Linked DNA regions of Mus musculus: region 2 is linked to region 1. The links are chromatin loops, found by intact Hi-C in ENCODE. Cell type or tissue: left cerebral cortex. All regions are shown on one strand. Each heading gives the region's core, and the rest is flanking DNA. Links, peaks and the distances in the headings are about the cores only. Region 1 holds the start of Sys1 (SYS1 Golgi-localized integral membrane protein homolog (S. cerevisiae)). Region 2 has its middle 20 kb from the start of Pigt.

Region 1 (14,641 bases), core at 3,507-11,506:
AGGAAGTCACCCCAAAGCCACAGAGGAGAGCCCCAGAAACTCAGCTTCCAGGAGAGCCTTTATGAGTCATGATTCCTTCAGGACTTAGGAGGACCTGGGGCCTTCCCTCAAACCCCTCCCTCCAAGATGTCTGCCAGTGCATTCTGACTTCCATGTAGTCGATCAAAACGGGGCTGCCTAGAAGAGGAGGTAGGTTTCCTCTGAGCCATACTCCACCCCACCTCACCTGTCTTTTGGGGTTAACTGTTTTGAGCGGCAAGTGCACAAGTCTCCACATGTCTCTTGAATTCAGGTGTTAGGCAGAGTGAAGGGAGAGGCAGGGCCAAGACTTCAGGTCTCCAGAGGAGGTATGTTCATTCACCAGGAAGCTGGAGGTAGGTTTGTTTTAGACTGCAGCCTTCATCCTCTGGAAAGACACACATGGCATGCGTTCCTCTGTCACTTGATAAGCTGTGGTCCTTATGCACCGCCTACCCATTTTTCATGAAGAGGTTGTTATGCTTGTAAAACTCTGTTCAACCTAATCTAGAGCTATACAGTGAGGTCTGAAGGCCTGACTATAAGGTTATAGACTGCTGGACCAATCAGAACTTACACATCCTAATCTCCGCCCTCTGTGCAAGAGTGCATTGTCACCTCCAGAGCCCAAATCCCGAGGCTGACAAGCTCCAGTTTCCTTATCTGTAAGATACGGATGATGGGACTTCCAACTGAAGTTGTCACATGAGAAGAGGCAAGTCCCTGGCCCACTACTAGACAGACACCTGTTAAGCACCCCGTGGATGCATTTATATTAAGATGATATGCTGTCACTGCTACTGAAGCCTGGAACTCATCTCTCTAAACCATTCGCACTGTTGCTTCAGAAACTGCACACAGATCTCGCATGCGTTTCATGCATATGGTGTCTGTACAGGTTGAGTGTGGGCATGCACACGTGCGGGGCCCAGAGCAGGATATGGAATTTCCCCCCCCTCACTCTCTGCCTACTATCCTGAGACAGGGTATCCTGAACTGGAAACTTGTTACTTCAGATAGGCGGGATGGCCAGTTAGCTATGGAGATAGACCTGTCTCCCTGTCCTCTGGGGAAGGTTATGTAATCTTTAATCAACTGTTACTCAGCTCAGTCATCATATTAATTGGAATAAAAAGAAATTTTAAAAAATCCACCTTGGTTCCTTTGGTGATTTTCCAATTTCTAAAAATCAAATTAGCAGTCAAAGGACACAGGCTTCTCATTTAAAAACAAAACAAAACAAAAACCTATGCAGGAAAAGCTGGCACAGCCTTTAAGAGAAACCGATAAGAGATGTTCCTGCCTGGAGCAACAGAATCCTCAGCTTAAGGGAGCAGCCACACTCAACTGCTGAAATCATTCATTACTGTCACGTATGTCTTCAGAGTTTGTGTTAGGGAGGAAACCCACCAATCTAGCTGGGCCCAGGCCCTGCAGCCAGTGTGGCCCCAACCCCGGGTTAACCCCGGGCCTCACCCTAGCTCACCTAGCCTTTGAATATTTTCAGTCTCAGATTCTCACTCTACCGAGCAGAGCCAAGAGGCAAGAAGGGCTCTCTGTGCAGGAAGCAAAACTCATCTTAGCTGTGATCCTCAGCTAGCTTGGACAAGCTCCAGAAACCAAAGAGGCTTCACAAAAAAATGTATGCCACAGTTCAGGAATCACAAGTGTGTGTCTCTGGGGGGTGGGGGTGGGGGAGTGTGGCAGTTTACACCAGATACTGTAGAGGCAGCTGCAGGTGGAGGGTGAGATATAGTTATTTTGCCTGTTTTCTTGAGACAGGGCTTCACTCTTAACCCTTGAGTTTGTCATGTTGCCCAGGTTGGCCTCAAACTCATGATCCCCATACCTCAGTCTCCCAAGTCTTAGGGCAAGGTAGTGCTACCACACTTACTCTGGCATTTAGTATTTTACCTGGAGAAATAACTCTGGGGCTCAGGAATGAAGGAATACTAATTATTTATAGCTCTTGTGCACAGTTGATCTCTCTTGGTCCCAACAATGACTTAAGTACAAGCCAAAGGATTGGAAAATAGTGTATTTATGTACCTAGGAAGGACAGCTGCCAGCCCTTCCTGAGGAAACCACTTGGAAGAAAGCTTAGCAGGGTGAGCCTCCAGCACCTTTAGTACACCCTCCCTATCACAGAACTCAAAAGACAGCAAACAGAAACTCCTGCCACAGTTGAGGTCCAGTAGAAGCTGGCTGCCTGCTCACTTCCAGAGAGCAGACAATGGCTTTTATTATGAAGGGAAGGCTGGGAGGGATGCTGGGGTTTTCTCTGGGTCCTGTCTCTGGCTGTGCTGAGTGACAACAGCAAGGCAGAGTCCATACAGGGAACTGGAGGGAGACAGTCATGGGTCCTGGACACACACAAAAGTGTGTGTGTGTGTCTAACGGCACGGCCATGCATTTTTCTTGTGCTTGATGCCTCCTCCCCTCGACGTCCTGTCAGCAGCCTAGCACTCTGTACCTACATCTTTTTCTGTGGCTATGGACCCAGAAATCAGGTATTTCTCCACAGAGAATCCCTGTGGTTTGGCAACACAGCAAAGGTACTGGCTGTCATGGGCATAAGACAGACAACGAGAAGAGTGGTTTATTCCAATCAGATATCCTTGATTTTTTTTTTTTCTTTTTAAAATAACAGGCTGGTGACAGTATGATGGCTCATGTGACATGGTTCCAAATCTGCCACTACCCTCCATGAGGTCCCTTACTGGCCTCCAGATATCAAGGCTTTGGCAGACAGAGGCCATTCTTACATCTGTGATCATGGCTGCTACCTGCCTTTATGATGGGACCTCATTATCTCTCCACCAACAGACTTCACATTTCCAGGGTTCTGCTCAGACTTGGGCCAGACCCCATCTGGAGGTCTGAGCAGCCCAAGGTGATGGGGCCCAAGTGCCAGCAGAGTGTCCAAAGGGCCCAACTCTAGACATTGGACTTAGGGGCTGAGCTGAGGGGGATCTCCTTGAGCTCCGTCCGCATGCACAGGTACTCCCCGATGACGGCCATGAGTGCAATGCACACAGCCTGGACCAGCCACCAGGTCAGCGCCGAGGGGAAACGGGAGCTGTAGAGCCAGCAGCCCAGGAGGTGAAAGAAATGCACAGTGACAGTGAAATCCAGGCACTGCTTCCCTCGCCGGATGAAGTACAGCAAGCCCAGGGCACTGTGGGGAGAGGATAGCAGCGAGTTGTCACTGGGTTGTCCTGGCCTTACATCAGGTTTCTGGGGAAGTGGGGACAGTTAGGATGACATCATGATGATCAGAAGCAAGCACGGTAAGTGAGAAGCAAGGGTCATCCTAATCAGATGCCTACAGAAACCTACTGGGTAAGATCAAGAGTGGTTGACAGAGGGAGGTCGGGTGGAGAGTTTGATGACAAACAGCTACCCAGGAATGGTTCAGACTGCTGGGTACTGGAAAGTATACATGGTCTACGTAAAATGCAGACAAAAGCTACGTACATCTAGGCAAATCTTACTACAGCCTGGAATCAATCCATTTCCCCACTAATCAAGAAAAGCCAGAAATCTGTATACTTCCCCACCATCAGCGTAAAGTCCGAATATAAAGGACAAGATATTGTTTGAAGTACTTCCTATGAATTAACAGCACTTTACAGCTATGAGCTAAGTGATTGGATTCGCCCCACTTTACTGATGACCAAATTGCAGATAAACTATCCAAAGTCACTATACCAGTGGGTAAGGTTCAAAGCCAAGTGAGACTGCTCTTAAGTCTAAGATCTTGGTCCCTATGCTAAACTGATCCTTAAAAGATGAGCAATGGTCCTAAGAGACCTAGGATGCTAACAAGTCCAACCCCTGGTATACACAGGGAGCCTGGGGCCAGGAGAGGAAGAGGAAAGTAACTCAAGCGATGGCACAGGAGAAGAGTGTAAGCCAATTCTCCCGGTGCCTGGCGTCATTCTTTCCCTACCTCACACTACATTAAAGAACGCCATCAGGCACATACAGTGACAGCTGAGCTTTGTACTTAATTCAGAACAACAATGGAGACCATGACGGGGCCAGGCCACAGAAACACACTCTTGACCCATCTTACTACTCCCAAGAAGAAGTGCCAGCCTGCCTCATGCTTAAGTTTAGGAAGTTAGACCCCGAAAGACAGATAGTAGAGCTGGTGATACTCACCAGGTGAGGGCGTTGAGGACGAAGGACATCATTGAGAGCCGGCCTGGAGGGGTGGAGAAGCCCAGGATCTGAAGGGGAATCACAAAGGGGACATGCTAGAGGTGGCTTTGCACAGCCAGGATCCCAGCACAGAGCCGATGGCACGAGCACTCTTCTCAGAGGACAGGAGACACCATGCTCTCTTCACACGCATCCACTCGGATCTCATTTGAACCTCATGGTATATGGGGAGAGACTACTATTCTCCATTTACAAAAGATGCAAGAGTTTAGGGAAGTTGCCTGAGGCAATAGCTTGTCTAGACAGCAAGAATCAAGTCTAGGAAATCTCCTTAGCAAACTGTGGCTCCACAGGTCAGGCTTCTGCTTCACAGAAACACAGTTCACAGTATTTTCTGACATATTGTTTAGGATTGCTTTTACACTGTAGGGGCAGAGTTGAATAACCATGACCAAAAGCCCGTTAGTATCTCATCCTTCCAAAGCCGTCGGCTGAACTCAGGCTGTGGACATCAGGCCACTCTGCAACAAAGCCTGATTCCCATTGGCCCTTACAAGAAGGATGGAGTCACCCACAAGGTGCCACTACTCAGCATCTGCTATGTTTGAGATACTTATTGTTGACAGAGTACTACCAAATACTAAATACCTGTGCCATACTTCAGCTTGCAAAGGCCTTTGACATCCATGATCTCACAAAGCTCCTAGTGTCTCTTTCCACAGAATTAGTTACCCAAAGGCCAATGCAAACAACAGTAGCAAACACAAGGACTCCATCCCAGGTCTCCCGAACCAAGAACTTTGTTCATATCAACTATCACTGTCTCTCCTCTTAGCAACCTCTTAGGCTTCCACTATACCTCACAAAGCATTTTGGTTTTTTTTTTTTTTTTTTTTTTGAGACAGGGTTTCTCTGTGTTACCCTTGCTGTCCTGGAACTCACTTTTGTATAGACAAGGCTGGCCTCAAACTCAGAAATCCACCTGCCTCTACCTCCCGAGTGCTGGGATTAAAGGCGTGTGCCACCACACCCGGCACGAAGCATTTTCTTATTCTTAAACCCCTCTGGGCCTTTTAACATTTTACTATAGGTAACATGACAGGATTATCCTGCTCACTTTGCAGAGGATAAAAGGGATTGGAAAGGCAAAACAACTCTTCAAGTTCTCTCAGCTAGATTGGACCCTAAGCACAGCAGGCTCTTTGAACAGTTCACCACCTCGTACCAACAGTGTGATATTGCAGACGGGAGAGGAAACATTTGCCCAAGTCACAGGGCAGAGAGGAATTTAAAGGGACCTATCTGACACCAAGTCTTAACAGTTTCCACTTCATCATTACGGATGCCCTTTTGTCTATCCCTCTTCTTACTGTGGCTCCTGACAAGCTCAGCTGGGAGAAAGGAAGTCATTTTTCTAGAGGGTTTCAAGAAAGAGACATCATGTTTGCCCGGGACACAAGTCTGTTGACTGTAGTATCTGCCATGTGTGTTCAACCTCTAGCCACAAGCTGCGGAGCTGGCTACGAGGCTAAGCGCATAGGCAGCCAACACAACACTGTAAGGTTCTTTAAAACCCTATGAGATTTTGCTTGTTTGTATCTCGAACGCGCAGTTCCTGAGCGTGAACTTTGTAGATCACTACTTTGCTTCCTAGACTCTATCTCCTTCCCTGTTCTCGTCGTTCCGTTTTACAGATGGGCACCGGGGTCGCGCGGGGAGCGCACACTGAAATCCCTTCTTAAAAAAAAAAAGTGTCCACAAAATGAGAACTTGGCCCAGCCGGATTTAGAGCTCGGCGGTGCCCCACCACAAAACCCCACTCCTTTCCGCTAAGCTTACCTCCGCGTCGAACATCTGGTCCAGGGACGGGCTGCTGCGCACCAGCGCGTCCACCAGCGCCAGCCACAGGCCCAGAGAGCCATAGTAGACGGTCTGCATGAGTACGATCTGCGACAGGATTAGCAACGGGTCCCACACGTAGCTGCGGAACTGGCCCGCCATGCCGGCCCGCGGGGCTCGGCAGCCGCCCGCGCCTGTCAGTGCCACCACGCCATCGTCCCGCGGCCGCCGGGATACCTGCGGGAAGACACAGGGAGCTGCAGCCGGCGGGCCGGCCGTCGCCTTGGTAACGGCGCGGGAGGGAGGGAGGAGGGCCTGGGACCCGGGAGCAAGCCCATTCCCGGGTGGGAGAGGCGGGGCGGGCGGACCCACCCGTTCCGACCGCCGGGCTCCTCCCGGGTTCACTCACCCGCGACCGGCTCGAGGGTCGAAGCGTCGGAGCGCGACCGGACCTCGGCACTGGCCTCCTGACACAGCGCTGACAGACAGGACCATGGAGCGGAGGACCCGCCGGCCTAGAGAGGCCGAATAGCTGCGGCCCACGGCTTCCTGGGAAGGGAGAGCTTCCGGGGACGGCAACCGAGGGGCATTGCGCAGACGCAGTGGATGAACCCTACACGCCATCCAAAGGGGCCCTTGCGAGCAGCCCGGAAATAAACTCTGCACATGCGTAAGATGAAGGATGAAGGCAAACGGAAATGAGGCACAAAACCGTGGGTCTTGCGCGCCCTCTAGAGGGAGATTTTTAAAATCCAGCAGGTCCATTCCTAGGAGGGAAAGGGGTGGAAGGTCTAGACTTTAAAAATAAAATAAATAAAATAAATAAAAAATAAAAAATAAAATAAAATAGCATTCACTGAGGAATGGTGAGATGGTTAGAGGGCTAGATGCTTGCTGCCAAGACTGACGACCATTTTATATCTTGAACTCACATGTTGGAAGAAAAGAACTGACTGCCTCCTGTAAGCTATCATCTGACTATCACACTCATAGAAATACAATGATAACAATATAAAAAAATTTTTTTTTGTTTTTTTTCGAGACAGGGTTTCTCTGTGTAGATCTGGCTGTCCTGGAACTCACTCTGTAGACCAGGCTGGCCTCGAACTCAGAAATCCGCCTGCCTCTGCCTCCCAAGTTCTGGGATTAAAGGCATGCGCCACCACACCCGGCAACAATTTAAATTTAACAAAAGGGAACTTTTCTTTTTTTTTTTTTTTAAAGACAGAGTCTCGTGGGACCCCGACTTAGAGCGTTTCTCCCTGGAAGGTAAAGCCCCTGGACGTTCCCCAAGCTTGTTTCCCCCGATCTCTAAAATACAGCCAGAAAGAAGCTCTTTGTTCTCTATAGCCAGCAAAAAGCCTTTTTGTTTCTATACTTTACAACCAGAGATGCCTGCCTTCCTGTGCCGAGGACATGGAGATAAAAATTCAGAAAGAACTCACTCCCCACTCCTGCCTTGTAAATTTCACCAAGGACACCCGGAAGAGAAGAACTCTCCTCCCAACTCCTCCCAATTCCCCAGCTAGCTGTTAAAAGCCCCCTACTGTCACCGCTCAGGGTCAACTCCCAGCCCCTGCACAGCAGAGGGACTTCATCCTCAGCTACCTAATAATAAAACCTCTTGCAGTTTGCATCAGGTGTGGTTTTCTCTCGGGTCACTGGGGTGCTGGCCAACTCATCCTGGGACTTGAGCAGAGGCCCAGCTTCAGGGGTCTTACAGTCTCACTATGTAGCCCTGGATGGTCTGAAACTTGCTATATTCCAGACCCACATGGAATTCCCAAGGACTCCCAAGGAAATAATACATTTTAAAAAATGACTATTTTCATTTTAGATTCTCAGTGTTTTCTTTCTTTAGTACAGAGTTTTCAGGCTCTTTTTTTTTTTTCTTTTGGCCTCTGCTCCCATTATACACATGTTTAAACTAAAGGTCAGAGAAGAGGGGCAACATACTGTCTTTTGTTTTTGTTCTTGTTTTTGGAGACAGGGTTTCTCTGTGTAGCCCTGGCTGTCCTGGAACTCACTCTGTAGACCAGGCTGGCCGCAAACTCAGAAATCCACCTGCCCCTGCCTCCCAAGTGCCGGGATTAAAGGCATGCGCCACCACTGCCCAGCTAACAAACACTCTTAAAAACATAAAGTTAGCCAGATGGTAGTGGTGCACACTTTTAATTCCAGCATTCAGGAGGCAGAGGCAGGTGGATCCCTGTAAGTTTGCAGCCAGCCTGGACTACAGCATGAATTCCAGGACAGTCAAAGCTGCACAGAGAAAAACCTGTCTTGAAAAAAAAAAAATCAAAAACCTAAAATAAATAAATTAGTTAATTAAATAAAGTTAATGGCAAAACAGGTTTTGGTTCTTGTTTTCTCGAGACAGGGTTTCTTTCTTTGTGTAATCACACTGCTGGCTTTCCTAGAACTTGCTTTGTAGACCAGAATGGCCTGGAACTCACAAGAGATCCACCTGCCTCTGCCTCCCAAGTGCTGAAATTAAAAGTGTGTGCCATACTGCAGCAAAGGAGACATTATAATTCAATGTTTCCAGGGATTGCAATGGTGGGTTTGTGTCCATTGGAGGCTAGGCAGGTTTGGACACATGAGACATTGCCCTGTGCTCAGACACGGCTACATTTGATGGCAGGAGAGTGGGTGTTGAGGTGGCTCATCCAATGAGAAGAAAGCACAGCTTCTGAAATCACGCCATGACCTTGCCTGCCTCCACATTCATTTTCGATCTCCGCCTTCTCTGAGAGTGAGTAGTGGACAGTTGGCAAATATTTGCTGAATGAATCAAGAACAGAAAAGGGCAAAGGCAAATCCATGACTGAATTGATTTCTGTTCCCAGAGACCCAAGCTCCCCACTTCCACAGAAGAGCACGGGAAGGGAAGTGAACACTTCTGAGGAAGACTGTGGGCTTTCGCGCTGACTCTGCTGCTTGCTAGCAGTGTGACTACAAAGCAGCGCCCCTCTTTAAACCTCAGCTTCCCTTTTTCTTTTTCTTTTTTTAAAGATTTATTTATTTATTATATGTAAGTACACTGTAGCTGTCTTCAGACACTCCAGAAGAGGGAGTCAGATCTCCTTACGGATGGTTGTGAGATGGTTGTGAGCCACCATATGGTTGCTGGGATTTGAACTTCAGACCTTTGGAAGAGCAGTCGGGTGCTCTTACCCACTGAGCCATCTCACCAGCCCTTCCCTATTTCTGAAATGAGGAGTTGGAGTGAATGAACATTCTCCAACATCTAATCGACACTGTCTAAGAACTTTCCCGAAGGCCCCACATAGCTGCTAATCAGACTTTTCAAAGAGCAGCGATGGTCACGTGACCACTTAGAATTGCTAGGACTCTCGACAAAAGTAAAGAAACAAGGCTCTAGCCAGGGCACGTGATTTCTCTTACAGTCGGAAACTGTAAATAATTCACCTGGACTCTAGTCTGAGGATTGCTGAGCCACTCCTCTGCTCCATCATCTTTGAGGCACCTCAGTTCAGTTCAGCATAAGTGTTCAGACTCCTCCAGTTCACAGACTTGCAGAACTCAGTGTCTGTGAGACTGTCAGGGACACACATGAGTGATGGAAATCTCATAGCCCAAGACAGCTGAATGTGAAGAAACCGAGGCTGGCCAAGCAGTGGTGGTGGTGTATACCTTTAATCCTAGCACTTGGGAGGCAGAGGCAGGGAGGCAGGGAGGCAGGGAGGCAGAGAGGCAGAGAGGCAGAGAGGCAGAGAGGCAGAGAGGCAGAGAGGCAGAGAGGCAGAGAGGCAGAGAGGCAGAGAGGCAGAGAGGCAGAGAGAGGCAGAGAGGCAGAGAGGCAGAGAGGCAGAGAGGCAGAGGCAGGAGGATATCTGAGTTTGTGGCCAACCTGGTGTACTGAGCAAGTTACAGGACAGAGAAACCCTGTTACAAAAAACAAAACAAACAAACAAGAAAGAGAGGGAGAGAAGGGGAGAGGGAGAGAGGGGGAGAGGGAGAGAGGGTGAGAGGAAGAGAGGGAGAGAGGGGGAGAGGGAGAGGGGGAGAGGGAGAGAGGGAGAGAGGGAGAGAGGGAGAGAGGGAGAGAGGGAGAGAGGGAGAGAGGGAGAGAAGGGGAGAGGGAGAGAAGGGGAGAGGGAGAGATGGGGAGGGAGAGAGGGGGAGAGGGGGAGGGAGAGGAAGGTGACTTAGACTGGGCTTAAACAAAGGCTACGTGGCTGCAAGCGCCAAATTCCTTTCCACATGACAGGAGAAAGAAAGAAGGAAGAAGAGGGTGGCACTGTAGTAAAAGAAAAAGGAGCCATAAATTCCCCCACGCTGCCTAGGAAGCACAGATCAGGGAACAGATGGGGGAGCTCTAGAGAAAGATCAGCAGGGAAATGTAGTTCCCTGCTTAGTTCCCTCAGGCAGGTCAGTCCTTACTTGATCCATCCCCTTCACACCACAGCTGGGTTAGGGTCCACCCCATCTCATCCCCCACGGGAGCGTTCCTTCTCATCCTGAGATAGGACTCACGGTAGCGTTGCGACTGTGTAAACAGATCCCGTCTGATGTCACTCCTGCAGCTCAGAGCCTGCCTCTGGGAAAGCCCCAGTAGTGGGGTACATCCTTTCCTGCCCTGCTGTTTCCTTTTCCCTTTGAGGGTTCAGCTTTTGGGTTCCTACCTTGTTGAGTCTGAGGAAAGGCCACCTATGTCCTAACCTGACTCCAGCAAGGAAACTAGGGGCTAAGAGACCCATGACAGTTCTCTTCAACAGCCTCCTTAGCTTATTTTTGACATTTGATCAAAGGGTCCAGGAAATGTCATTGACTTGTCATTTGACCTTGGGCAAGTCCCCTGGTGGGCCCCATCTGAGCTCCTTAAGAAACAGGGCATATTTGGATTCTCTACAAAAGCTGAGTGTAGAGATTAGTGTCAGGATTGAAAGATGGCTAGCTCAGCAAGCCAAGGCACTTGCTGCCAAGCCTAAAAACCTGAGTCCACTTCCTGGGACACACACAGTGAGAGACTAAGAGAAGTGAACTGCCCAACTTCTACAAGCATATGGCGGTGTGTGTGTGTGTGTGTGTGTGTGTGTGTGTGTGTGTGTGTGTCCCCAGTGCTAAAGATCAAACCCAGGGCCTCCTACATTTATACAAACACTATGCTATTGAGCTACACTTCAGTCCAAAATCTATACATTTAAAGCTAATCCCAAACTGAGCATAGTGATACATGCATGTGATCCGTACACTCTGGAGTCTAGAGGCCAAGACAGGATCAGAAGTTACAGGAAGCTTGGAGACATAGAGATACCTTGTCTCAACAACAACAACTTTAAAAGAGTGAGTCAGAGCTACATATTTGGCAACCCTAGAAGATGCTCTCTAATTGACCCCAAACTAACTCCCCCAATCCAACCGAAAAATTTTCTGTGACCTTGATGTGTCCATGGTTGTCACTAAGCTTTAGGGTTTTTTTCCATTTGTAATACGGGGGAGTCGGACTAGAATAGCTGGTCCCCAAGGGCTCTTCCCACACTGCCAAGTCTGTGGTTACAAACTTATGAATGAAATTCAAACTTTGGGTCAGAGGCAGAAGTGGCAAACAGCCACCAGCTGGGACAAACTGTCCTCTGAGTGTCTGGTCATTTGGTCACTTACATCATTCCCCATATGGGGGCCTAACTACAAGCATATAAGGACAACTAGTACTGGGGTCACCTTCTGATCCACCCTGGGAAGCCACTCAGGTCCCATGGGACTGGAGTCAAATCCTGGCTCCAGTTACTGCCTCGTTTGGTAACCTTGGGGAACCTACTTCACCCCCTCCCCCGCCCCATCTTATTGTTTTTTTTTCTCTTCCATAACACAGGGATCACAGTAGCACCCCTATTGTGGGCTGTGCTGAGGATCAAATGTGTTCTTAGCCGGATAACTAGTCAGTGTTGTGTAAATGTTGGCAGGATTCATTACTGCAGTTATTTCTTCCTTTGGAATGTGGGAGTGGAAATACCTAAGCTCTCAGGATTGAGACAAGGATCTTACTATAATAAGTATCAGACAGAACTAATCTGGAGCCCAGGACATAGTAGAAGCTCAATAAATATGGTTCTTTCTCTGTGTCCATCTTTTAGTACTGAGGTCTAGACCTAAGGCCTTGTGCATACCTGGAGAATGTCTCATGGACAAGTTTCCTTGTCTCCATTTTCACCTTTTATTTGAAGGCAGAGAGTCTCACTATGTAGCCCAGGCTGACTCTGCAATTCTTTTTGTACTTCCGGCAGGCTTTGAACTTGTGATCCTCCTGTCTCAGCCTCTGGCATAGCTCAGAGGACAAACTGGTGGCACCAGGGCCAGCGGCTTCTCTCTCCAATCTCAACCCCACACTTCAGCTCCCATCCTCCTCCCTCCGGAGGTTACTCCACGGCTCTGCTCACGTTTCCTTTTGGGGACTAGTTTGTGGAAGTTCTCTGAAGGCACGTCCTAGGACAGGTTACGCAATGCTGCGCTCACACTTTTTGGAAACTCCGTGTGGGAGGTTGGCATGGGTTCCTGTTCTCCACATCACTGACTGTCCTGGACTTTGGCCAGTGAGTTCCTTTCTTAGAATGGAAACGAGAGCGGGGGTTGCTCATTGGCTGCCTGTTTTCTCCTCCAAACTGAGAATACTTTGTTACCCTGACTGCATTAAGGGCTATGTGTGTGCACACATTTGAGAAGGGACATTTCCTGGGTGCCTACTGTATGTTAGAGGCTTCTCTTATCTCCTTTGGTCCTTATTTGATTTCTAAAACAAGCCTTCGAGTAGGGCACACTATTGGTATTCTCACGTAGCAGATAAGAAACCTGAGGTTGAGAGAAGGGTGCTACTTACCCAGAGGCCTCCAGAAAGGGGCAGCGCTGAACTCCAACCCAAGTCAGCTCGACTCTAGACGAAGTCACCTCTTCCCCACAGAGTCCACTGGACATTACAGTTTACATAAAAAAAAAAAAAAACCAAACCCAAAAAACAAACAACAACAACAAAAAAACTCTGACCTACATAACCTTGTCTATGTTCACCCCCCCTCCCCCCAGCAAGGTGAGCATAAATATTGTCCCCATTTCACAGATGACTGGAGCTCAGAGGGGGCAATCACTCAAGGTCAGCCAGCCGCATAAGGTATGTCTCCTCAGCAGGCAGGATCAAAATTAGGCACCACAATGGCTAGAGGCATCTCTCAGAGGTAAAGCACTCCATTAGCATGTGCAAAACTCTGGATTCCATTGCCAGTGCTGCAAACCAAAACAACGGGTAATACAGTTCAGAAGTGTGGAGAGTCTGTGTCTGCCTGCAGCCTGCGAGTTTCCAGTTCTTCCCTGTACCACAGAGGGCCAGGGGGAGAGGGTTCTGTCTTCTAAGCCTTATCACGGAGACTTTTCTGCAAAACATCTCTTAAGGGGTGGATAATGCCAGGCATGCCAGTAAGTGGCTGGGCCTCTAGTTGGCTGGTATTGTTTCTCTTAAATACCGGACTCTGCTCCAGGGGTTACCTATCCGAGTTAATGATATCTAAGACACCTTGGGAAGGAAAAGAGGCAGGCAACATATTCTCAAACAATTGCCTTCCCCTCGAATGACAAGCTTTCTTCTTCTTCTTCTTCTTCTTCTTCTTCTTCTTCTTCTTCTTCTTCTTCTTCTTCTTCTTCTTCTTCTTCTTCCTCTTCTTCTTCCTCTCCTCCTCCTCCTCCTCCTCCTCCTTCTTCTAATTGGTTGGTTCGTTGGTTGGTTTACTTTGGTTTTGAAACAAGGCCTCATTGGATAGCCCAGGCTGCCTCCTTATGTAGTCTAGGTGGACCTCAAACTCTGCATCTTCCTGTTCAGCCACTCAAGGGCTGGGATTACCCGCATGTGCTTTCATGCCTGGGCTCGTAGCTTGATTCTTGACCCTGTCCTAGAGGTAACTCCCTGTCTCTGCCTAGAAATGACTCTTTGCTCTTAACTGTAAGGACTCAGACTTTTTTTTTTTTTTTTTTTAGAAGTCGCTCATTCATTTGATAAACATTCACTAGGCATCCATTGTTTGCCAGGAACTGATGTAAACGAACGAACGAAGTTAACCAAGAGGAACACTCTAGCTTTAGGAAGCCACAGACAAGCAAGGCAGGCGGTGATGTCATATTTTAATATCAGGTGATGAAAAGCATGAAGGGGCTGGTGAGACGGAGCAGCGGGTAACCGCACCTGCTCCTGTTAACTTATGGCATCGGGGGACATGAACAGAGGGACATATTCCAGGGGACCTGAGTGAAGAGGTCACAGTGTGGAGCAGATCAGTTCGTTCGCCTGCCATGTCCTACAAGTACCTCTCTCTGAGTACTTCCTAAGTAGCTGAAGTAGCTGGCGCTCTGCTAGGCTGTGGGATCCAACATGAATGCAAGCCAGAAAGAGTCCCTCCTCCAGGGGCCTCAGAGTGTAACAGGGGCAGTGTACAAGGAACAAGGACACAGGCACAAACACAAACACATAGCTGTGAACATGTAAGTATGGTAAAGGCTGGCGAGATGGCTCAGCCGGAGCCCACTGTACCACGAGATTGCCTTCTGAACTTCACACAGCTATTATGGCACACAAAATGCCACCCACACCCCTACCTCCTGTCAAACTGAT
Region 2 (14,641 bases), core at 2,695-10,694, 58 kb before region 1:
GTTGTCTAAGCTGTTTAGGTTTTCGGCGGCTAGCCTGAGGTGCAATCTCCTTAGCCTCCTCAAGTGCAGCTGCTCCTTCCTCTATTTCAGCATTGTACTTTCCACTGGCATCCCTCAAGCACGCCCTGACCAAGTTCCAGATGACTAACATTTTTACTTTCATTTTAGTCGCAGTTGAACCCATATCATTTAAATTCCCTCTGTCTCTATATCTGAGATCCTTAGTGCTCCGTCCCCTTTTTTCCGGGGAACCTGTCAGGCCTATGCTTTCTTTACCTACCGCTGCTTACCAAAATTTCCTTACTGCTGCTTACCAAAATTTCCCCGTGCTGAAATTCCCTTTGTCTCTATATCTGAGATCCTTAATGCTTCGTCCCTCCCGCCCCACCCCCACCCCCGGGAACTTGACAGACCTGTGCTTTCTTTAATTCCCTTCGTCTGTATTCCTGAGAACCTTAATGCTCCATCCCCTTTTTTCTGGGAAGCCTGTCTTTACTTACCGCTGCTTACCAAGATTTCCTTACCGCTGCTCTTACCAAAATTTTCCTACCGCTGCTCTTACCAAAAACTTCAAAGGCTTCTTTACTTACCATTGTTGCTGACCAACACGATGAGTTCCCTGTACGGGCCACCACTTGCCACTGTCTCTGACCCACAGAGATAAGAACGACACAGACACCAAGGCGGGTTCACGCAGCAACTTCTTTACTTGGTGCTTTTCCCCTTACAGCTCTTTCCCCAGCAGCCTCTTCTACTCCTCCTTCTTGCAGCAAGGGCTATTCTCCTATACTCACGGCAACTGACCTCATCTTGCTCCACACCACCTCATCCAATCAGAATCACACACACACCAGGCACGAGCTCAGGTAGGTCACAGATAGGCTGACAGATCCGGATCACGAGGAATATGCATGCTTTTTCACTGCGCATGCTCAGGCAAGGCAGTAAACATGCGGGGTTCACGGGGTCTGGCAATGGGCCAGAGTGCCATCTTGGCCCATGCAGCCGCACCTGCTTCCCACACTGAACAACTTGGGCTTGACTCCCATGGCACACAGTGAAAGGAGAATGAATCTTCTGTAGCCTTTGCTACTTTATGGGTTCTTCTTTCTTTCACCCTTCACCCCTTTCCCACCCTTTCAACTCCTTAACACTAGAGGGGAGAGAAAACAGGATAGAAGAAAAAGGGTGTGATGTTACCATTAGACTACTTCCTGCTGATTGGGATGTGGAGTTCCTTGGAGGAAGTTTCATCCTTGCCCTCAGGATATCCGATTTCTTCTTTCTTTTTCTTTGTGTATGACTACTTAACAAACTGAGACCAACAACAACCATAAGCAACCAACCAACAACCCACCACCCCACCTACTGGGGCTCTAGAATTCCAAATATCACACAATTGCAGAAACTATCTACAGTTGGAAAAATTCTGCCCTTGCTAGAGCACGAGGCAAATCACAATCAGCTGCTGTGGACAGTCTGGAAAAAAAAAATTGCCACTACAACGTTCAGAGTTGTGCTTTACAATGCACATGCATTCACATTGCACAGGCATACACACGAGTGATAGGTTTTTAAAAAGCGAATAAGTACTTATAGAACACAGACATGACACAGCCTTAGCAGATCGATACTTTTAAAGGAACAGTTATTGCCTTGGGGAAATGGTTGCCATGAATTTTGAAGATGTCCTATTTTTGTAAGGACTGAAATCCATGCTTTTTATGAGATTGTGGCTTTGGGACTTCTGTCATCATTAGGTTCCACTTTTAAATAAAGTCACACCAAAGAAAACTGTTCCAGGCAGGTCCCTGGATTTAGAGTACCGAACCCCATTCTCAGCTTGCTCACTAGCTCCTTCCCACGGCTCCTGTAGTGCTGGGATTAAAGGCGTGTGCCACCATGCACGGCCAAAGGCTCCACCCCACAGCCCAAGGGCTCAGGAAGCAGCTGGAAACCGCCAGACTCTTCTAAGACTCTTCTCAGTCTCTGAGGTAGTGGCCGCCACACAGTTCTGCCGCCTTGGGTGATGAAAACTGAGCCACTGGCAAGCCAGATGCTTTTACGAGGTACCACTGTGAGTACCAGGGGCTAGTCTTAGTTTTGACTATTGAGTATTTAAAAGTTGGGGTTCCACAAGCCATCTCAGGTTGATAATCCCCTTGCTGAATTCAGGAAGGCACTTCGCTCAGTGTCTAGGTTACAATTAGAGGACACAACTCTAAAAGAGTCCAGATGTAGAGACGCACGGGGCAAGGGAGCTCCCACGGTGTCTCCAGGGAGCGCCTCCCTCCAACCACAGGGTTGTGTTTGCCAACCTGGAGGTTTTCCAAACCCACAAGCTAGGGGCTTTACTGAGGTTTTGTTACGTAGGTATGACTGCGTCCCTCATTGGCTATTGGTAATTGAACTCCATCTCAGGAGTCCAGGGCTTCTTTGGAGATTATGAAGGGCGGGGTTGAAATTGCTAAAGCTTTAACCACCTGTCTGCGGGTTTTCAGCAACCAGCCCACATCCGGAGGCTCTTCAGCTCCAGCTTTGAGTCATCTCATTAGCATATGCAAACCAGTAAATGCGGCGAGTCCCTGGAGAACCTTTCTGGGAACTGGTGACAGAGCTCGAATATTTGTTTTTCTTCTCTTTTGTTTTGTTTTATTTTCTATCATACCACAGTGAGGTTCAAGGGAGGGACTGCAGCCAGGGAAGGGCAGCGACAAAGAATACAGACAGCCTCGGATGGAAGCTGGGGGTCCTCCTAGGCTTTCTGAGGAGTGCTTGATTAGATAAACTTCTTAGAGTCCTGAAGTGTCCTTAGAGCTAAAACTTCTTGATTCTCCAGGAAAAGTCCAGGGAGAACCTGGAACTGGTGGTACACACTTAAGAGTCTCAGCCTTTGGGAGACTAAAGCAAGCAGGGTTGCAGGCCTCTCCAGCCTAGGCTACAGAGAAAGAATACACTTCAAAGTTAATTGATGGATGGGTTAAATATTTAAAAGTTTAAATATCCAGATAGAGCTTGACTCTCCCCAAGCTCTCCCCTTGCCTCCTGAGTCCAAGAAGCATCCTCGTTTCTATTATTCATTTCATTTATTTATTTTAATTAATTAATTTTTAATTTTACATCCCGATTTCAGCTTCCCCTCCTTCCCCTGTCTCCTACGAAACTCCCAGGAATCTATGGGGGTGGGGGGCTCATATCAATAGGGGATATGGAACCTGAAACAGCCATTTCCTGTAGCCACGCATGACTTCCACTGGATGGTGGGGACACCAACCCACCCACGAAACCTTTGGCCTACAGTTTGTCCTGCCTACAAGATGTGCATGGATAAAGAGTGAGCAGAGATTGCAGGATCAGCCCAGGAGAGAAGCACCCTTATTTTTCTGACCACAGAGGTGAGCCATGGGTTGCTGGTGTCACCCTTCCCGGCCACTAGGGTGAGCAAAAGGACAAGAACTGATGCAGCGTCAGAGCAGAAGCAAGCCTTGTTCCTGACCTGGCCAGGCTCTTGTGTGGCCAGAGGGCTGACAAGACTTTCCAAACTTAAGCTGAGGGGAACTGGTGTGACTGGGGAGGAGTGAGGAAGGAGAGGAGGCAGGGTCACATCTGTTGCCTGGCTCTTCATTGGCTCAGGCTTCTGGCTGCTGGGGTCAAAAGGCTCAGCAGAAGCACTTACTTCACAGATGTGTAAGAGTCCTCTGAGGTCTCTTTCCATGCAGGTTCTGACCTTGCAGATGTGGGCATGGAGGCACTTGCCTTTAATTCTAGCACTCGGGAGGCAGCAGCAGGCAGATCTCTGAGTTTAAGGTTAGCCTGGTCTACAGAGCAAGTTCCAAGACAGCCTGGGCTACATAAAGAAACCTTGTCTCAGGGGGAGGAAGAAGAGCAAGAGGAGAAGAAAGAAAGAAAGAAAGAAAGAAAGAAAGAAAGAAAGAAAGAAAGAAAGAAAGAAAGAAAGAAAGAAAGGAAGGAAGGAAGGAAGGAAGAAAGAAGGAAAGAAAGAGAAAGGAAAGAAAAGAAAGAAAGAGAGATAGAGAGAAGAAAAGAAGAAAGAAAGAAAGAAAGAAAGAAAGAAAGAAAGAAAGAAAGAAAGAAAGAAAGAAAGAAAGAAAGAAAGAAAGAAAGAAAATCTGGGCGTGGTGGTGCACGCCTTTAATCCCAGCACTCAGGAGGCAGAGGCAGAGGCAGGCAGATTTCTGAGTTTGAGGCCAGCCTGATCTACAAAGTGAGTTCCAGAACAGCTAGAGCTATACAGAGAAACCCTGTCTCGAAGAAAAAAAAAGGGAGAACGAAATAGAGAGAGAGAAAGGAAGAAAAAAGAAAGAAAGAAAGAAAGAAAGAAAGAAAGAAAGAAAGAAAGAAAGAGCGAGCAAGCTGGGCGGTGGTGGTGCACGCCTTTAATCCCAGCACTTGGGAGGCAGAGGCAGGTGTATTTCTGAGTTTGAGGCCAGCCTGGTCTACAGAGTGAGTTCTAGGACAGCCAGGACTACACAGAGAAACCCTGTCTCGAGAAACCAAAAAAAAAAAAAAAAAAAAAAAAGAAAGAAAGAAAGGAAGGAAGGAAGGAAGGAAGGAAGGAAGAAAATTACCTTATTATAGAGCCAACAATACAGATTTGGGATACCCCAAACTCCATGATCCAACTGTTACAAGGCAAGCCCACCAGAGACTACCATATGGACACTCTTTTTTAAAGATTTATTTTATGTATATGAGTACACTGTAGCTGTACTGATGGTTGTGAGCCACCATGTGGTTGCTGGGATTTGAACTCAGGACCTTCAGAAGAACAGTCAGTGCTCTTAATTGTTGAGCCATCCCTCCAGCCCCCATATGGACACTCTTAAAGCTGAAAAGTAGTCTTTATTGCTGGCTGGCAGCTGCACAAACCACTTGCCCAAACCATGCAGCCCGACTCTAACAGCCCTTGCTGGGTCTTTTATGCACAACATTACATCATCCAGGTTGTCACACTTCAGCCAGCCAGAAAGCAAGGTTAGTTCTTTTAGGGACTTTTCTGAACAATGAGCCAGGTCTTTGATGGATTAGGTCTTTGTTCCGACTTTGGCAGGTTTGGGAGGCCTATGTGCTAGGTTTTAAGATCAGTATGGCGCCTCTACTATGGTGTCAGTTGTGCTAAGTTCTGGGGGCCAGTCACAGAATGTGGTAACCGTCCGATGACGTTTTTATAGCAACAGAACAAACAAAGTCATAAATCAAAGCACTTGCAAAGGCATTGGTAAGAACACTAGGTAAGGGGGTCACGGCAAAGCAGGGGAAACCACATAGGCCTCAGATGCTATCAGCTGCCATTCTTTGCCCTTTGGTTGGTTGGAAGCTAAGGTAGAGATCTATTCATACATTCCAAAGGATTTACCTAATGGTCACAAAGTTGTTAAGTCATATGCAGAGGAGTATAATGAACGGCCATAAAGGGAGCAAAAAGATGCCCCAGGATAGCTTGATTCTGGACTCGCCACATTCCAACTGCTCCACATCACTGCGGCTCTGAGCAGCTCATCAGCCTTGCAGAAGGCTCCAAGGAACGTGCAGTTCTTTCCAGGAACTGTCATTCACAGTATTAAAAAAAAAAATGGTAGATAAGACAGCCCAAGTGGTCAGTCACAGTGGGGTTGCCACTGTGAGCTGAGCATTCTGGGTCACTCTGGGAAATGTAACTTCTTTCTCTTCTCCCAAAGTCTGGCCCTGCCTTCCTTGGGTTTCCTCGCTGTTTCTCTGAAGCTACCCCCCACCCCCACCTCCATCCAGGAGGTTGCTTTCAAGCCCTGTGATTTTTTTCTTTCCTCCATCTCCCTCCTCTGGGCAGCTGCCAAGGTTTACAGCTTGCTTGCCTGGTGTTCGTCTCAAACGCGAATAAAAATTGTCCTGGAGCTTTAGAAAGAAAGAGAAAAGACAGTCAAGTGGACCTGGAGTCTTGGCAGATTAGTGTCTTGGGGCCTGAGCCTCTGAGCTTACAAAATGGGGTTTATAAAAGCAACACTCACCCATCCCCACCCCCTGAATATTAAAACAGGTATTTGAGACTACAGAACACAGAGGGCTGCAGTTGAAAACGATAAATAATTCACAGCTCCCAAGAGAAAAGTTTGGATCTTACCGCAGGCCAACACAGCAAATCCCTCTTTTCTCTGCCGGCCTGATGAGGAAACCTAAGGCACAGAAAGCCAGCGCGGTTTTCAGAGCGGGGATACTTCCACCTCTTCCCTTAGCCTCAGAGCCGCCAACCAACCTGCTTCGGATGGAAAGAATGAGGTGTCTACCAAAGTTGGGGAACCGAGGCTGCGGAGATGGGCTGCAGCCAGCTCAAGCACTCCTCTGATGGCAGAGGAGCCCCACTTGGTGCTGGTTGACAGCCTCTGGTCCCCTCAGTGGGTCCTGCAAAGCCTGAGGGGACTGCCATTCCCCAGTCTGACCAGGAGGGGGCGACAAACCCCACCCCGCATTAGAAAGCCCCGTGAGGAGATTGTAACTTGCAGAGAGGAGAATCCACCCAGCCTCTTAGGTCCTGACTGTTTAGTGGGCTTCCTGTGAATCTTATTGGACGACATTACACACACACACACACACACACACACACACACACACACACACACACACACACACGCAAAAATCTCATAGAGACGGGCTCACCTCCATTTTCAGGTCCCTCTGAGTATGGGGGGGGGGGAACTGTTAAAAATCTTCAAAGCAGGGGTGAGGTGGGGAGGGGCTGGGGAGGTGGAGAGAGGGCTCAGACTTTGGTTGGGATCCACACACATAACTGTCCAGCTCCAAGGATCTGACTCCCTCTTCTGGCCTCTGTGAGCAAAGCACTCACAGGCACACTCTTTAAAAAACAAAAGCAAAAAACAAACAACAAAAGAAAACAGATCCTTAACAAATTTAAAGATTCTTTAAAATACTTGATTATTAACATAGAGGACTACAAAATATACCCTCAAGATCTTTATAGAGAAGAGCGGTGTACCTAAATGGAGGAGTATACACTTAGTATGTTTAAGGGCCTGGTTTGGTCCCTAGAATTTAAAAACTAGCAATAATCTTTAGAAAGTTCTCTTTCTTCCTTCCTTTCTTCCTTTCTTCCTTCCTTTCTTCCTTCCTTTCTTTCTTTCTTTCTTTCTTTCTTTCTTTCTTTCTTTCTATTTATTTATTTGCTTTTCAGTTCCCTTTATTGGACTGCTCCCGTCTCCCATTCACTCTGCATCACCAACTCAGTATCCCAAGGCACCAGGTGCTCAAAGGCCACTGCAGCGTGCACCTGGCTCTGCACTTCCTCCCAGACCACAAGATTATAAGAGCACCCCTCACACACCCAGGGGCTCCTATTACAGAGATAAAAAGGTTCTTGCCAGGAATACCTACGTGTGGCCTCCTCTGGCTGCATAGCTTTCTCAGAGCACAGAGGCCCCAAGATATTCAGAATTTGGTCCCATGTCAGATCAGTGCTCGGAACGAAAGGTGAACACAGTATAGCTATCACGGGAAAGTCCCTAAGCAGAGGAAAGTGTCCGTTTATCGAGTACAAAATGATGAATCCTTAGAAAATCACAGCCGCTGTCACCGTTCAATCTTTCAATGTCTCAGCTGAGATAAAATGATACAGGCTTGTGTTTCCCCCGGGGCTACAAGTTTGGACTGAATGATTCAAAGTGGAAGGAAATGCCTGTGAAAAATTTGGCCCACAGCCCAAAGCAGCCAACTGAAGAAATGAACACTGAAGAGGCTCAGCCCAGACAAGGCACCACAGGGAGAAGGCACGCCGTGGAATGCCCTCTGTAGTGCCTCATCTTTCAAAGCACTCAGGGAAGGGTTGCGTTTGGCTCACAGTTTGAAGGGATGCAGTCCGTCAGGATGGGGGAGGCATGGCGGGAGTGAGAAGTGGCTGATCACATGGGGTTTAGTCAGGAAGCAGAACTGCTGCTGGTGCTCGGCTCCCGTTCTCCTGTCTACCCCATGGAGGACCCCAGCCCTTGTCATAGTGCCACCCTAGGCCATCCTGCTTCAGTTAAGCCTCTCTGAAGATGCCCTCACTGACACCACTGATCCGTCTAGAGGTGTGTCTCCTAGGTGACTCTAAATCCCACCAAGCTGAGACTCACACCCCTTTTCCAGAGTGCCTTTAAGCTACAGAGCAGCCTGCAGAAGCAGCCATCAGACTGCGCTCTGGGGCAGGCATGAGAACAGCAGACCTCAGATTCAGGACAGGGACATCACAGGGAACATGTTGACACCAGTTGGAATAAGGAAGAGGCCAGGGTAGCACTGTCCGTACCGAGCATGAGTCTGGTGAGTGGAAACCATAGAACAGATCTGTACCAGCTCACAGCTGGGGCTTTGGCTAATGCCGGTCAGTATGGCCAGAGCCTTTAAAATAAGTACGGCCATTCATGCAAGACAATAAACACGTTGTTTCAAAATTAATTAAATAAACCAAACACAAAGAGCTGCTTTTTCTCCCGGGGATGTTGAGACAACTGGATGGGAGGCTCTGGATGGAGACCAACAATAACAGAAGGGCAGGAGGCGTCCTGTCGTCCCTCAGGACCTTGCTGTTATCCTGTCTTCCCTCTGGGGCCTATCTATCCCACTCACTTTGCAGACAGGAAAACTGAGGCCCCAAGAAGTCACTTACCATTTCCAACCTCATCTACAATAGTGAGTCTGAAGACTGGCTCGCTGGAGGAGGCTGGCATTATGAAATTTGTTCAGAAGCCATCACAAGCTCCTCCAAAGGCAGTGACCCCACCTCCAGGACAAGGAGTCCCGTTCCTCTGGCTCAGCTCGCATCCCTTGCTCATCTAGAAAACGCAAAGCGAGATTCTTCCCAGAGGCCCGGGGGTATCGGGCCACTTCTTCTTCTGCGGCAGGTGTATATTCCAGGCCCCAATCCAGGCGTGGAACTATGAGCCACTGATATCCCAGAATTCAGCAGCTTGTCTTCTGCCTGGTGGTTGTGATCCTGCCTCAGCCTGCTGAGTAGCTGGGATTTTCAGGTCTCTATCCGGCTTGTATTTGGATTTAAAACTAGTTCCTCAACTAATAGGTTTTATGATTTTTGTAAAATCAACAAACTTTTCTCTGAAGGTCAGTTTCTTCTTTTGTGGAAATAATATGTCCTCTGGAGGGCTAGTTAGATAATGCAAAGTATGGTCTAGGCCAAAGCTTGACAAAGACAAGGGGCTCAGAAAGAAAAATTAACCAGTAGGTTTAAAAAAAAAAAAAAAAGACAAGGAAAGGAAAGGCAAACAAAGCATGGGTTGGGGCGGGGTGGGGCAGGGTAGGGCAGCTGGAGAGAAGGTTCAGCAGTCAGCATTGGCCTGCTCCTGCAGAGGACCAGAGTTCAGGGTTCAGCGCCCACTTGGCAGTTCACAATGTGTTCACAATAGGATCTCCAGTTCCAGAGTATACAACATCCTTTTCTGGCCTTGAACACGGCATGCATCCAGTATACACATCTGCATGCAAGTTCACACACACATGAATAAAACTAAAGAAATAAAAAAAAACCTGCAATGATTTATAAACACACACACACACTCCTTGCCCTTCCTTATTTAATGTGGGCTCCTGATAAAAGCTGTCAGTCACTGTCGGTACTTTTACAATTGGATGTCCAGTGAGTGGGAACTTCACCCACGGTAGTTGCCAGCGCAGTGCCAACAATTTGAGGCCGAGGAAATCTGCTAGAGTCCTGCATCTGTTGGGTGGATTCTCCAGGAAGTGCAGAGTAATACGGGGGCTAAGACGGTGGATGCTGGTGAGGGGGCAGAGGTGCTGCGCAGATGTTAACACCACAGGGCTGGGCTTGCAGTTCAATTGCTAAGGTATAACGTGAACAGGGCCCAATCCACGACACCACGTCAATCTAACACGGTAGCACTGGCCTGCAATCCCGGGAGACCGTGCCAAGAAGATCAGAAGTTAAAATGGTGAGTTTGAAACCAACCTAGGATACTTGAGACCCTGTCTCAAAACCACACTGAAACAAAACAAAAGCCACAAGTTGGTGATGGTGGGAAGGATGGGAAGGAGAGATGTGTTACTAAGGTGTGGTCGCAGGATGGATTATTCCAGTCGTGGCTTTTAAAACATGCGAGGGTGGTGGTGACGGTGATAATGGCCATGTGACCTTCAGAGGATGGCTACCCTGGCAGGGATGATATGCCATGCGGTGGCAGAGATGAAGTAAGGAGCCCACAGGACGACAAGTGTAAAGGGCTTCGAGGAACAATCCAACCTCATTGTTCTGGCTACAGGCCACCAATCGGCCAGCAAAGGACTACTGGTTGTCTGTCCTCTGTGGAGAATGAAGGCAACGTGCAGTTGAAGACTGTGGCCTTGGCTGCAACATGGCTGCTGTGTCACCTTCGCGCCAAGATTGTTCTGAACCTGTCTCCTCTAGTACTCCAAGAGAGCTGACGGGAGACTCTAACAGGGCCTTGGGTCTATCCCAGAAAATGACTTAGAGCTGTCACAGCTCTTAGGGCCATCAAATCTGTCTCATCCCACCCCCTACCCACAAACCCTCACTGCCCTCAGAAAGATGATGAAGACAGAGAAGCAAATTTCCCTCCTAGGAGAGGTGGGCGGGAGGGGTGTCTCCTAGGAGCCAGGATGAACTGCGCTCTGCTCTGGAGAGTCTGCACTCTCCCCAGAGCCTGAACTACTGTTTTTTCACCTGCCGTTCCATTCCAAGCTCCTGAATGCTCTTCCTGCCTAGCAGGAAACACGTGTGAGAAGAGCCTGCAGAGGGAGTGGAAGAAGGTCGGGGAGTCTCCATGAGCTTGGGTGGGACTCCACTCCTCCGCCCACAGTTGGCATAATGTCCTCAGGGCTCATCCGTGAGTCAGCTTCCTTTCTTTCTAAGGTTGGACAAGGGCCATTGTTACATTCTTTGACAATGAATGTGGGTTTGCCCTGACCGGGCATGGGGATCCCTCCCTTTCCCAATCACCGCTTCTGGTCCTGCACCTGGTCTAGCCATTTGCTCTTGCTGCTTGGGAAACAGCTACATCAGATCAAACGGAAGCCAGAACTGGGGACTCCATGCTGTCATTTCCATGACACTCTTGTCTTTGGGGATGACACTGGTGTCTGGGGCTACTCCTCAATGTTACACATTATACATGCCCTGGTATCCTCTTGGATTTGCCAAAGACCACACTGGATCCTGTGAAATCACACCAGGAAGAGCACTGGCCTAGGCTCCAAGGGGAGTGAAGAGAGGATGGAACCCTACTGTGGATCTAGCCCAAGCTGAGATGCTTGACTCAAATAGACAGGAGCCCCATCTACCCGTTTGCTGTCACCCCTTTGGAGGCCTTTCCCATGTGTGACCTCACAGGCATCTTGCTTAATCTTTTTCATAATGTGTTTACTATCTGCCTCCTTCGCTGAGTGTGGAGGTTCCCTTCGTGGTTCATGGCTAGGTCCCCAGTGCCTAGAACATTGCTTAGCATACAGCCAATACTAGATAAATATTTGTTGACTGAGTAGAATGGATAGAAAAAAAGAAATCCAGAAAGACCAGTGGGTGAGTGAACTAGTTATTGCATGACTGTAGAAGCCCGTTTGAAGATATGACCACTGAAGGTACGGAAAGGGACAGCGAAGGCTTCATGGAGGAGGAGGTACCAGAGGCAGGAGCACAGACCAAGCGGACTCTGGAAACTATGAGATAAGCTAAGCAAGGGTGGCTCCACCTTTCCTCTGTCTCCCAGCCTTTCCTGCCCAGGCAGAGGCCCTGCCTCAATCCAGACCTCTGTGCCTCCTGTTCGGTTCTGCTGTGGGTGGAAGGGGTTTTTTCCATGGCCGATCCCTTCAGACTCTGGTTATACAGGACCTGCACTGCCGCCGCACCCCCCCCCCCCCCCCCCCCCCCGTGAGCCTCCTTCCCTGAGAACACCCAGCAGGGGCAGCTGTTGCCAGCTTTGTGCCTCTCAAATTAGTTCCCTCTCCCTCTCCTTCTGACCTCGCTAGAACATTCTCATTTACTGGCTTAGCATAGGCATTTCCTTCTTTTCTACCTAGGGTAGTGGCTCACTCTCCTGTTGAAGGGGCTGCGGTGGTATGAGCACGGGTTACAAATCAGGCTGTCTGAGCTCTAATCCCTGCCCCATTTCTCACAGACTAAGGATCCTTAAGCCCTTAGGGTCATCTGTAAACAAACATAATACCTCATAGGATTGTTATGAGAAGAGAGTTACTTGTAAGGAGCTTAGTCCAGTACGTGGTCAGCCTCTGTTCAACAAGAGGCCAGTGCTTGGTGACTGTCCCTGCCTGGCAGCTTACCTGCTCCAAGACAGAACACAGCGTGTAACATAGAATTCCCTAGGGTGGTTGTTGTTGTTGTTGTTCTTCTTCTTCTTCTTTCTTCTTTCTTCTTTCTTCTTTCTTCTTTCTTCTTTTTCTTTCTTCTTTCTTCTTTCTTCTTTCTTCTTCTTCTTCTTCTTCTTCTCCTCCTCCTCCTCCTCCTCCTCCTCCTCCTCCTCCTCCTCCTCTTCCTCCTCTTCTTCTTCTTCTTCTTTTTTTTTTTTTTTTTTTTTTTTAAAGATTTATTTTATTTATATGAGTACACTGTAGCTGTCTTCAGACACACCAGAAGAGGGCATCAGATCTCATTACAGATGGTTGTGAGCCACCACGTGGTTGCTGGGAATTGAACTCAGGACCTTTGGAAAAGCAGTCAGTGCTCTTACCCGATGAGCCATCTCTCCAGCCCTTCTTCTTCTTCTAAATTAATACTCGTAGATTCTTAGTGCTTGGGGGTGGGGGTGGGGTTGATGAACAGAAGCAAAGACAGAGCTCTCTGACTCCTATAGTCCACAAGGAACCCACTATAGTGTCCTGCACTATCCTGGCAGGCATGTGAAAGATGCTGACGTCTGTCTAATGAAGAGGATGGAGGCAGGTTACAAGGTAAACAGAAACTGTGAAGAGCTACTCCCTGTCTTCAGGGCCTCATCCTCCCTAGTCCTTCCCTGAGAGTTCTCGGGACAGAAGCCTTCCTTTCTTCCTCCCACCTACCCCATCTTCTAGCCTGGCTCACCATGCCCAAGTGCCTGACTGGGCACCCCTAGCCCTTTCCCCAGATACCACTGCCTTGTGCTACACTGTTGGAGAAGACCATGGTCAGGTGCACACCAGCTTAGAGAGTTTAGAGGAAATGCTCTGTCCCCAAGTCCCGTCACTCCGGTGTTGGCAGGGCAGGGCTGCCAGGAGCCACATGCAGCTCAGCTTGGAACTGGAAGTTTGGCTGAACAAGGGAATGAAGAAAAGAGGCAGGCACGGAGAGAGAAAGGGAGAGGGAGAGGGAGAGGGAGAGGGAGAGGGAGAGGGAGAGGGAGAGGGAGAGGGAGAGGGAAGCTAAGGTGGTGGGCAACACTCACAGCAACCACTCCACAGCAATCCAGACCCACATCAGCCTGTCTATTCAGGACAGAACCGGTTGGGGTAAGCTCGTCTCAGTAGGAGGTCTCTGTAGGGGAGCACTCTCAGGTTGCAGTCCTCTGGGAGAAGGAAGCTGAAGTTGCACACACTGGTCAACACTCAGACTTGGACCTGAGGACGGGTTTGCCAATTCCTAAGGGTCTACAGTATTGGTCCTTGTCAACAACACACATACACTCAAAATTTCATTTCAGGAATTCCAGAGCTGACAACTGGCTGGCCTGACTTGCTTAGCAGGGAGCTTTCTGCAGGACCTTAGGTATCTCACATTCCTCCAACCTTCCAAGTGCAAATTCCATCCAGGCGCTCCAGCTGGGGAGTACCAGTTACTGACCATCCAGGCACTGTGGCTGAAGAGTACTAGTTATTGACTGTCCAGTCACTGCGGCTGAGGAGTACCAGTTTCGCTCACAGTATGCTAGAAAGGGTAGCGTAGAATGGAAAACAGTCAGGAAAGGAAATAGCTTGGGCTTGGGAGGCAACTACAAACAGGGTGTGCTAGGAAACACTCCTGAAGGAAGAAGTCAGGAAGGCTGGGAGGTGGCGGGAGTCAGAGCAAGGGGCAGAGCTCTATCCCTACGACACATGTAAGACAGCTACAGTGGCATGTTCATGTACTCCCAGAGCCAGGGAGGAGGAGACAGGCCTATCGTGGGTGCTTGCTGCCTAGCCAGCCTAGCTTTCTCGGCCAATTCCAACCCAGGGAGAGACCCCTTCTCAGAAAACATGGTAGTGGGCTGGAGAGAGGTCTCAGCAGTTAGGAGCATAGGCTGCTCTCTGGCTTTCATTTCCAGAGCCTACACGGTGGCCTATCTGTAACCCGTCACAGGGTCTCCACGGGCACCATATACATGTGATGCAGACATACATGCAGATAGAACATACACAGAACACAAGAGCACAGGTGGACAGACCTTGAGGAATGACACTTGCCGTAACATCTAGCTTCCATATGTGCCACATACACAAAGCTGTCAGATTCTGAATTTGTTCTGAAGGTGCACACCGGACGTGGAAGAAAAGACCAGACACCTCAAAGGGCTGGACTGGTGCAAAGGGGATGAACGTCACTGACAGGAGACAGTGGTTGAGCACATCTCGGGTGGGACAGGGACTATGACAAGTTCAGGGATGGGGATTCTGGCCATCAAATGGAAAACGCGGGTAGAGA

Evidence for each region. A loop is a pair of places that touch in the nucleus more often than their neighbours do. Peaks named below come from ENCODE experiments on the same cell type or tissue, not always from the same donor. Only the 100,000 strongest peaks of a DNase experiment are listed, where the experiment ranks them.
Region 2: it touches region 1 in a loop (2.5-fold over the local background); 21 of 42 quality-filtered maps call a loop at or near these places.

What each region holds. Positions count from the first base shown.
Region 1 is chr2:164,452,913-164,467,553 of GRCm38, reverse strand. Sys1 (SYS1 Golgi-localized integral membrane protein homolog (S. cerevisiae)) reads right to left here and starts at 6,583. Exons shown (of 4, transcript NM_025575.3): 1 at 6,434-6,583; 2 at 6,025-6,261; 3 at 4,186-4,253; 4 at 2,044-3,196. The coding sequence starts at 6,186. The coding sequence ends at 2,956. It also overlaps a transcript of Trp53tg5 not described here and a transcript of Dbndd2 not described here. In left cerebral cortex, for the core only: CTCF peaks have their summits at 5,866, 6,068, 6,757 (motif pointing left) and 10,357; DNase peaks (open chromatin) are centred at 6,332, 6,637, 10,452, 11,453 and 1 more place; H3K4me3 peaks cover 2,067 bases; H3K27ac peaks cover 1,806 bases.
Region 2 is chr2:164,509,815-164,524,455 of GRCm38, reverse strand. No RefSeq gene overlaps it. Among named protein-coding and RNA genes, the nearest start is that of Pigt, 20 kb to the right of the region's middle. In left cerebral cortex, for the core only: CTCF peaks have their summits at 3,422 and 6,413 (motif pointing right); DNase peaks (open chromatin) are centred at 3,449, 5,839, 6,431 and 8,338.